Linked DNA regions of Homo sapiens: region 1 is linked to region 2. Evidence: chromatin contacts called from ENCODE Hi-C or POLR2A ChIA-PET data. All regions are on one chromosome and are shown on one strand. Each heading gives the region's core, a stretch centred on a gene start or an enhancer-like site at or near the end of the contact. The rest is flanking DNA. Distances are from core to core; before and after follow the strand shown.

Region 1 (4,257 bases), core at 89-2,588, 610 kb after region 2:
TGTTCTCCAGTGTCTGAGGACATGGAGGACCCATTTCCTCATTTTCCCCCTTGTGGTTGGATGGGATCATGCACCCAGTTCTCGTTGAGACCAAGATGCTGAGGTTACCGTTTTCTTTGTGGGACCAAAAAAAGAGCTCTAATTCGGCTTGAAACGTGTGTGTTTGTGCGTGCGTGTGAGAGAGGGCAGGTGCGTAATGGAGAGTGTGTCGGTGTTCCATGTGTGAGAGTGTGTAGGTGAGTGTGTGTGTGTGAAGAGATGTGTGTGATAGTGGTGTGTGAACTTGGGAGTGTGTGTCTGTGGTGCATAACTGTGTGTGTGTGTATGTGCAAATGTGAGTGTGTATGTGTGTTAATGTGTGTATGTGTGTGTGACTAAGGCGTGTGAGTGTGGTGTGTGAGCTTGGGCGTGCGGGTGTTGAAATGTGTGTGAGTGTGTACACGTGTGTGAGCACAACAGTGTGTGAGTTTGGGGTGGGCACAGGCCACAGCTAGTCTCTCTTGGGGCGTTAGATCTCTGCAACCCAAGCACCCCAAGTCGCTCTCCTTCCTCACTCCATCCTGAGCTTCCCAGCTGCTGCCTCTGCTCCGAACTCCCACGGGGAAAGCAGCGTCTCTAGGACCAGGGGCTCCGAGCATGGCACAGCGCCAACTCTCGTCTCTTGCCGCCTCCTGAGAACCTGGGTGCAGCACAAAACAGTCAAATATTTTCCTCTTCTGTCATCACTAACTAGAGCTCCACAAGTTCCCAGATTGCCGTGTTAGCTCTTCACCATAATTAGCAGTTTTCTGATATCATGCTAACACTCCTTAATTCTTCCCTCAGAGACAAAGCAAATCCGTGGGATGCCGAGGGCACTTGGATAACTTCCGCTCGGGAGAGAAGCCCAAACTCCGCGTCCCGGAGACCTGAAGTGTGGCCGCCAGTGGACACCCAGCTGAGGGATGAGCAGGTGGGCCTCAGTGGTGGCTGTGGGGTCCCTGGACACTGCTCGCCACTGGCCTCCAGAAGCATTGTAGGCTTTGGGGACCTGCTGGTCCTCCGGCCCTAAATGTGGCCCTGGAATGATGAAGGAAAGTTTGCCATCTCCATCCTCCTCAAGCTGCCTGAGCACCCCAGTAGCACCCACCCTGTCTGTGCTCCCGTCTGCACCCCATGTCCTGGGGCCTGCTTTGTGTTGCACCGGATGACAGGAACCAGTGCCCTGACTGTGACTTGCTTCTCCCTTCAGGGACACACAAGCACTTTCACAGCAAGGCTACTTTTCAGCCCTTCTGCAGACAGGGCTTCCTGCAGGGATGCTGGATGCAGAGGCAGGACGAGGATGCAGGGCCTGGGTCCAGGTGCGACTCCTCTCACACCTGGTACAGGTGGCCCCTCTCCCGGCAGGGCACCTCGGCTCCCTGGGGAGAATGAGAAAGGGGAACTGAGAGTTCATTGTTCCGTGGGGCATGCCACAAACCCCCAAAGACCCATCGGGTGAAAAGAAGAAAAACAACCGCAAAGCTATTTTCACCTGAGGCGGTCTCATGGGTGAAGCAGACGCCTGGATTACTCAATCCAGGCAGGGTCTCCTGCCTGGATTACTCAAATAATGACCCGGTGTGTCCTCCTTCCACCAGTGAGAAAGTCCCTTCTCAGTGGAAAATTATGGGTTGAGGTCTTTTACCTGGGGCCTCCTCTTTTTGTTTAAGATGGTAGTTTAAAAAAAACAGTTTTTTTTTTAGAGAAGTGTTTGTTTCCAGCAAACTTGAGAGGAAAGTACAGAGGTTTCCCACGTCCCCCCTGCCCAAGCACATGCACAGCCTCCCCAACTACTCACATCCCCCATCGGTTATCCATTTGTGACAACTGATGAACCCCCATGGGCACATGATCATCACCCAAAGCCCAGTGTTAGCATTAGGGTTCATTCTTGGTGTTGTACATTCTATGGGTGTGGAGAGCAGGTAATGACATGCGTCCACCATTTTAACAGAATAGTTTGCCCGCCCTAAAATTTCCCATGCTCCTCCTGTTCATCTGTCCTTTCCTCCAATCCCAGGCAACCACTGATCTTTTTACTGTCATCATGGTTTTGTCCTTCCCATAATGCCACATAATTGGAAGCATTTACATTTCCTCCATTTCACTTCATAGCTTGGTACCTCAGTTGTTTTTAGTGCTGAATAATATTCCATTGTCTGGAGATATCCTTATTTATTTATTTATTTTGATGCAGTCCCAGTCTGTCGCCCAGGCTGGAGTGCAGTGGCGGGATCTCAGCTCACTGCAACCACCACCTTCCATGCTCAAGCTATTCTCCTGACTCAGCCTCCTGAGTAGCTGGGATTACAGGTGCCCATCAACACGCCTGGCTAATTTTTGTATTTTCAGTAGAGATGGGATTTCACCGTGTTGGCCAGGCTGGTCTTGAACTCCTGACCTCAAGTGATTCGCCTGCCTTGGCCTCTCAAACTGACCTCAAGTGATTTGCCCACCTCGGCCTCCCAAAGGGCTGGGATTACAGGCGTGAGCCACCATGCCCGGCCGGCATGTATCAGTTTATTTATCCCTTCACCTGCTGAAGGACATCTTGGTTACTTCCAAGTTTTGGCAATGATAAACACGGCTGCTATAAACATGTGTGCTCAGGTATCTGTGCAGACATTAGTTTTCGGTTCATCTGCACAAATACCAAGGAGCATGATTGCTGGATTGTGTGGTAAGGGGATGTTTAGTTTTGAAGGAAACCACCAAGCTGTTTTTCACAGTTTGCATATTTTGCATCCTAACAGCAATGAATGAGAGTTCCTATTGCTCCACGTCCTCACCGCATTTGCTGCTATCTGTGCCCTGGATTTGGGCCATCCTGATAGGTGTGTGGTATCCGGTAGGTGTGTCTCATTGTTGTTTTAATTTGCATTTCTCTGATGACATATGATGTGGATTATCTTTTCATCTGCTCATTTGCCATCTATATATCTTCTTTGAGGCATCTGCTCAGATCTTTGCCTTTGGCCTTTTGTTATCTCTAAAACACAGAAGGCGGTGCAGGGTGCGTTAAGAAGGCATGTCTGGGCAAGTGGGTGCCTTTGCCTCTCCCTGCTGCCCCCGCACAGGGTTTCTCCAGGCTGTCTTGTCACCCACCTCTATTTGGTTGGGGCCACATTTACCAGGGATCCCCACTATCCCAAAACTCCTCTTGAACACATTGTCTGTCCAGGAGGGGCCTGTCGAGCTGCAGTTTATGTTCTATAGGTTCAGGCAGCTGCTGCTAAAGTGACAAGGTGACTCTCTGACCTGGTTTGCTGAGATAGTCGCGGATGACACCTCTTTTCCTGGCTTAATGGTTACAACTCCCACCCCACCAAAGTGTCTCAGTTTGGACAATAACCACAGTTATTATCCTTGGGAAAGGACATTTGGGCTCTGACATCTGGCCTGGCTGAATCACCTCCTCCCTGTTGGAGGGGGTCAGGGGTCAGGGTTGCTTCCCTGGAGCTCTGGAAAGACCAGTGAAGGTGAGGGAGGTGTGACAGTAGAAACTGCTGCGAAGAGCAGACTCCTCTGTCCATGGGCAGGGACCTCAAAGGCTTTCACTTCACACCCACCTCCATCAACGTCAATGGTCACCAAGGTCCTGAAGCCTTCCTGAATTTCTTCCTGCATTTCTCCAACCAGAGCAATTCTCTTTCTTTGAGTCCTCAAGTCCACACTGAGCTTCTTTCTCCTCCCTTAGTACATTCCTTCTCCTGAGAGACAGGTTAACATGCAGCAGCTCTGTGACCTTGGGCCTCAGTTTCCCCATCTGCAAAATGAGGAGGGTCATAGTGCCTGTCTCATAGAGTCATGAAGAGGATAAAGTGAATGAATACATGTGATGTGCTGGGAGCAGCTTCGGACACATGGAAATGTTCGCTATCATTTTAAGCACTGAATCTTAGATTGTAAGCATCTTTCCTTTAAAAGAGCAAAGTTCAAAGTTATATGTTGAGTAATGACCATATGCCAGGTGCTTTCACACCCACATCAATGCTCCAGACTCCAAGAGCTGGCGGTCATTGGATCCAGTTCATAGGGTGGAGAAGAGGAGGTTCAGAGTGGTGAACTAACGGGCCCAGGTCACACAGCAGAACAGTGAAAAGGTCATGGATGGCTTAAAATACCAGCCCTTCCTTCACCCTCCTTCAGCCTCTTTCTCTCTCTCTCTCTCTCTCTCTCACACACACACACACACACACACTCCCTTCATAAAAATCTCACAATGGCAAGTGT
Region 2 (4,250 bases), core at 983-3,482:
TATATGATATATACACATATCTATGTATATGATATATATACGTATCACATCTATGTATATGATATATATCATATATACATATCATACATATACACATATCATATATGTATATGACACAGGGTCTTGCTGCATCACTCAGGCTGGAGTGCAGTAGCACAATCATGGATCACTGTAACCTCTGCCTCCTGGGCTCAAGCAATCTTTCCACTTCAGCCTCCCAAGTAGCTGAGACTACAGGTGTGTGCCACCATGCTAATTTGTGTGTGTGTGTGTGTTTCTGCAGAGATGAGGTCTTGCCATGGCACCCAGGCTGGTCTCAAACTCCTAGACTCAAGCGATCCTCCCACCTTGGCCTTCCAAAGTACAGGGATTACAGGTGTGAGCTACCACATCTGGCCAATTTTGTTCTATTTCAAGGGCACTCAGGTTGATGGAAGAGGGATCTCTCAGGCATCTAGCTCCATCTGCCAGGCCCTCCCTGCTGAAGGCCACAATGCCACCCCTAAACCTGGCTCTACCCCCTACTGTGTTCATTAACCTTGGGCAAGTGGCTCCATCTCTCTAGGCTTCAGTTTCCCCACATGTAAAATAAGGATACTGACATTTGTCCCCTGGGCTGTCTGGGGATGAAATGGGATGATGGCAGCAAGTCCCCAGCACAGGGCCTGGGGCAGCAAGCATGCAACCCTGAGAGACTACGAGGTCACATACGCCCCCCACATCTGCCAGGACCACATGCCTTTGCCAGAGAGGGGCAGGTTATCATCTGGCTTGGTGGGAACCTTCCAACAACAGCGAAGGCCATGACCACAGTCCTTCTGTAATTCCATTAAATAGTTTAGTGGCTGGGGCCATGATTCAAAGAGAACCTGGACCTCCTTCACGTAGTCCCTCAGATGACTACACCTTAATTTGCTGTGCTTGCATTGGGTCCATGGTTATTTTTCTTGGCTTCTTAGCACCAGCATTAGCCAGGCTGAATAGGGGTTTCTGTCTCCAAAGTAAGATGAGGAACTGTGGCCTAATGTGGCTCCCTGACTCACTGGCTGGGAACAGGGTGAACAGGGCCACAGGGAGGCCATGTGGGGAGCTGCCAGGGCTTCAGACTCTTGGCCTGGGCTGGGCTTCATCGAGGCCCTGTCCAGTCGGCTGGATTGGGGCCAGTGAGCAGGCTTACTTTGTCTGTGAAATAGAAAAAGGGGCCATGGACTCACCCTTCACAAGCAGTTGGTTCACTTCAACATTTTAATGGAACCGACCTGAAATTAATGAGCACTGTCACACTGAGTAAATACTGCCTCTCGGGATGAGAGCGGCAATGGGTAGAAGGCAGTGTGACAATTCAAACCCAAGGCCACGGACAATTACATAGAGGAAGTCTGTTCAGAATTTGGCGGATCGAATGGCTGTCCCCAAATAACAGGCATGCAGATGGCTGGAGTCTGATGCTGCCTGGCGAGGGCAGAGGCAGATGCTGCATTCTGAGGGCCAGCAAGAGGACACGACGTGGCAGTGGGCCAGCCAGCCACAGCCGGGAGCCAGCACAGGAAAGGGAGTTGGACGGAGTCAGAAGGTCAGGCCGCCCCAGTGAACAGGGAGCACATTAACCTTTCCAAAGCCACGGGGGAGCTTATCAGGCTCCAAAATGCAGTCATCAAAGGCCAGCCAGCCCAGTGCAGCCAAGGCTGGCCCGGGGCTACCTCTGGGAGCAGGTCACGGGGCGGCAGCCTGTGAGCGGAGGTGAGGGCAGGCCCTGTGCCCAGAGTGAGCAGCTGCAGGGTGGTGTGCTCCAGCTGGCTCTGGGAGTCCCAGGCTGGAGAGTGGAATGGTCAGGGTGGGACTGTTCCAGGGGTGGGAAAAGGGGGGAAATGGAGAGGACGGGAGTGGGTAGAGGGTGCTGGCCTGAAGGGCTCTTAAAGCCAGAGAGAACAGACTCCATGGGCTTTGGCCAGTTTTCTTTACTAAAAGGAGATGAAAAACAGAACAAAACAAAACAGATTTGATATCATGACTTTAACTCCCATGAAAAGTAGTTAAGTAGTTTGGTTTTAAACAAAGCAAAACAAAGCAAAACACCTCAGTCTATCTATTGGCTTTAAAACCACCCACTCATCACAGATGCTTTTGCGGCACGGCCTCCGCCCACTGCAGGCACAGGCATGAGTGATGAAGACAGTGGCACCTGTGTTCAGAAACACATACGGGCACTGAAATGCATCTTTTTTGAATCTTTTTTTCTCCCTGTCACATATATCATTTGTTGCGTTTGGATTGCTTTTGAGGTCAGATCTGGCTCAATGAGAATGGGGACGACATATGCAAAATTAAAAAGGGGGGACTACCAGGTGTACCTTCACATGGCATCAGTGTAAACATTCTAACAGAACCGACCACCAATTAACCAATCACCAACCAACACATTCCATGCAGACAGCAAGTGCTTAATTTAATCTAAGTACATTCAAGAAGGAACAGGTGTACTTCTACTTCAGAAATAGATATTTTAAAAAAAGAAGTAGGGTAGACAGCAGTGACAAACACTGAAAACTATGCTAATTAAGTCTTCTCTCTCTTAATTCCAACTATGAGACGTCATGCGTATTGGATACTTAAAATTTTTTTGGATGTAAATTTAAATATAAGTTAAATGAACCATTATGCATTAGATACACAGTGTTATGTTGTCCTTGGTCTAGAAGGGACAGCTACATTGGCATTCAAAAGGAGTGTGACATAGTGACAAAGACTCAAGTAAAAATAATTTATAGCTTAGTGATTTCAATATTTTACCCCTGGTAACTTAATATACTTAGTCTGAGGATGAGTTCAGAAGAGAGGTAGCACAAAGTGGGATGACAACGGGCCAGAACCAGTATTTTTTTTTTTTTGAGATGGAGTCTTGCTCTGTTGCCTAGGCTGTAGTGCAGTGGCATGCTCTTGGCTCACTGCAACCTCCGTCTTCCAGGTTCAAGTAATTCAACTACCTCAGCCTCCTGCAGGTGCACACCACCACACCCGACTAATTTTTGTATTTTTAGTAGAGATGAAGTTTTACCATGTTGGCCAGGCTGGTCTCAAACTCCTGACCTCAGGTGATATGCCCACCTCGACCTCCCAAAGTGCTGGGATTACAGGCATGAGCCACTGGCCAGAACCAGTTGTCTTTTCACTGCCTCTAGGGACAGTCTGGTTCCCTTTGGCCCTTTCCTGTGTTCGCAGACTGCAGCGAGGCTGGGGGACTCCGGTGGTGGGGGTGGGGGACTCTGGTGGTGCGGGTTAGTTTTTCTCGTCTGTGGTCACAGACACCTGGCTAAGGAGCAGGGGAGGGGTGGTGGGTGGGGCTGTGCCCAGCTGTCCCCCCGCCCACAGAGGATCTAAGTAACTTGCAGGAAGTCTTCTCCACTAGCAGAGAAGGAAAGGACGCATGTCCAGGCTAAAACTCCAGCACCTCAAACCCAGGAAAGAGAACATGGGATTCCCAGCCCAGGCCTATGAGAAAGGGGGCATCTGGAAGAACCTGGGAAACTGGCATCTGCAGGATGTTTGCTCTTACCCCCCACCGCCTGTTTTTCCTGTTTTTAATTCTGGAAACATACACATAACATCAAATTGGCCAAGGGTGTCCAGTTAGGTGGCATTAAGTACATGTATGTTGTTGTGCAGCCTAGACCACTATCATTCTTTCTGAAAGAGATCAAAACTCTTCTAACTGTGCCCCAGATCAAGTCACCCCATGTGTTTCTGCAGGCTCGTGGGAATTGTGAACATTGACTTGAATGGGTTAAAACTGAATTTCACCCGGAGGAGCCTTGGGCTGTGGCCTCCTTACCAGACATCAGGCAGCGAGTCTGTATTAGTCCTCAGGAATCCCTGGCCACTAAACCATCTTAAAGGGCAATTAGTGGCTTTATACAACTCGTTATTTATTTACTCAAAAGACTGTATCCTCAGCCTGCTCTCTTCTTCTATTGTGTAAAATACATATTTGGGACCTTTTAAAATGTGTGTTATGTACCTGATAGAACTCAATGGCTTCTCTGGAGCCATTCTGTTTTATTGTGGAAATTAGTACTAGGGGGGCTTTTAAAAGCTGATTTTTAGACCCGACAGCCTGCGTTTGTTCACGTTAATGCAGTGGATTGAGCTAACAGCCACCAAAGGGCTGTGAGGGACACCTCTGTGGCCTCTCTGTTGGAGCAGTGAGGCCAAGGGGCTCCACTTTTGTGACTATAGATGGTACTTGCTGGGCC

Evidence for each region. Hi-C counts contacts between places; a loop is a spot of excess contacts on that map. ChIA-PET counts read pairs that join two places held with the same protein, here RNA polymerase II (POLR2A). Pooled maps may share reads with other maps.
Region 1: a map of OCI-LY7 shows a loop between it and region 2 (10-fold over the local background). The contact joins two enhancer-like sites. A Hi-C loop is called at or near these places in 3 of 168 maps with a recorded cell type or tissue (IMR-90, OCI-LY7 and Ramos) and 3 of 50 pooled maps. POLR2A ChIA-PET finds 5 or more read pairs at or near these places in 1 of 52 experiments (activated T-cell).

Annotation. Positions count from the first base shown.
Region 1 is chr2:100,246,287-100,250,543 of GRCh38, forward strand. It overlaps LINC01104 (long intergenic non-protein coding RNA 1104), which reads left to right. Exons shown (of 3, transcript NR_103730.1): 2 at 826-952; 3 at 2,778-4,257. Among named protein-coding and RNA genes, the nearest start is that of LINC01104, 40 kb to the left of the region's middle. RefSeq lists enhancers at 1,644-1,753, 2,625-3,824. Within about 2 kb of position 1,339, at least 2 of the 41 ENCODE cell types and tissues checked have a DNase peak (open chromatin) inside an H3K27ac peak, as active enhancers do; they include OCI-LY7, where a contact is called at or near this core.
Region 2 is chr2:99,635,204-99,639,453 of GRCh38, forward strand. All of the region lies in intron 13 of AFF3 (ALF transcription elongation factor 3), which reads right to left. Among named protein-coding and RNA genes, the nearest start is that of REV1, 150 kb to the left of the region's middle. Within about 2 kb of position 2,233, at least 15 of the 41 ENCODE cell types and tissues checked have a DNase peak (open chromatin) inside an H3K27ac peak, as active enhancers do; they include OCI-LY7, where a contact is called at or near this core.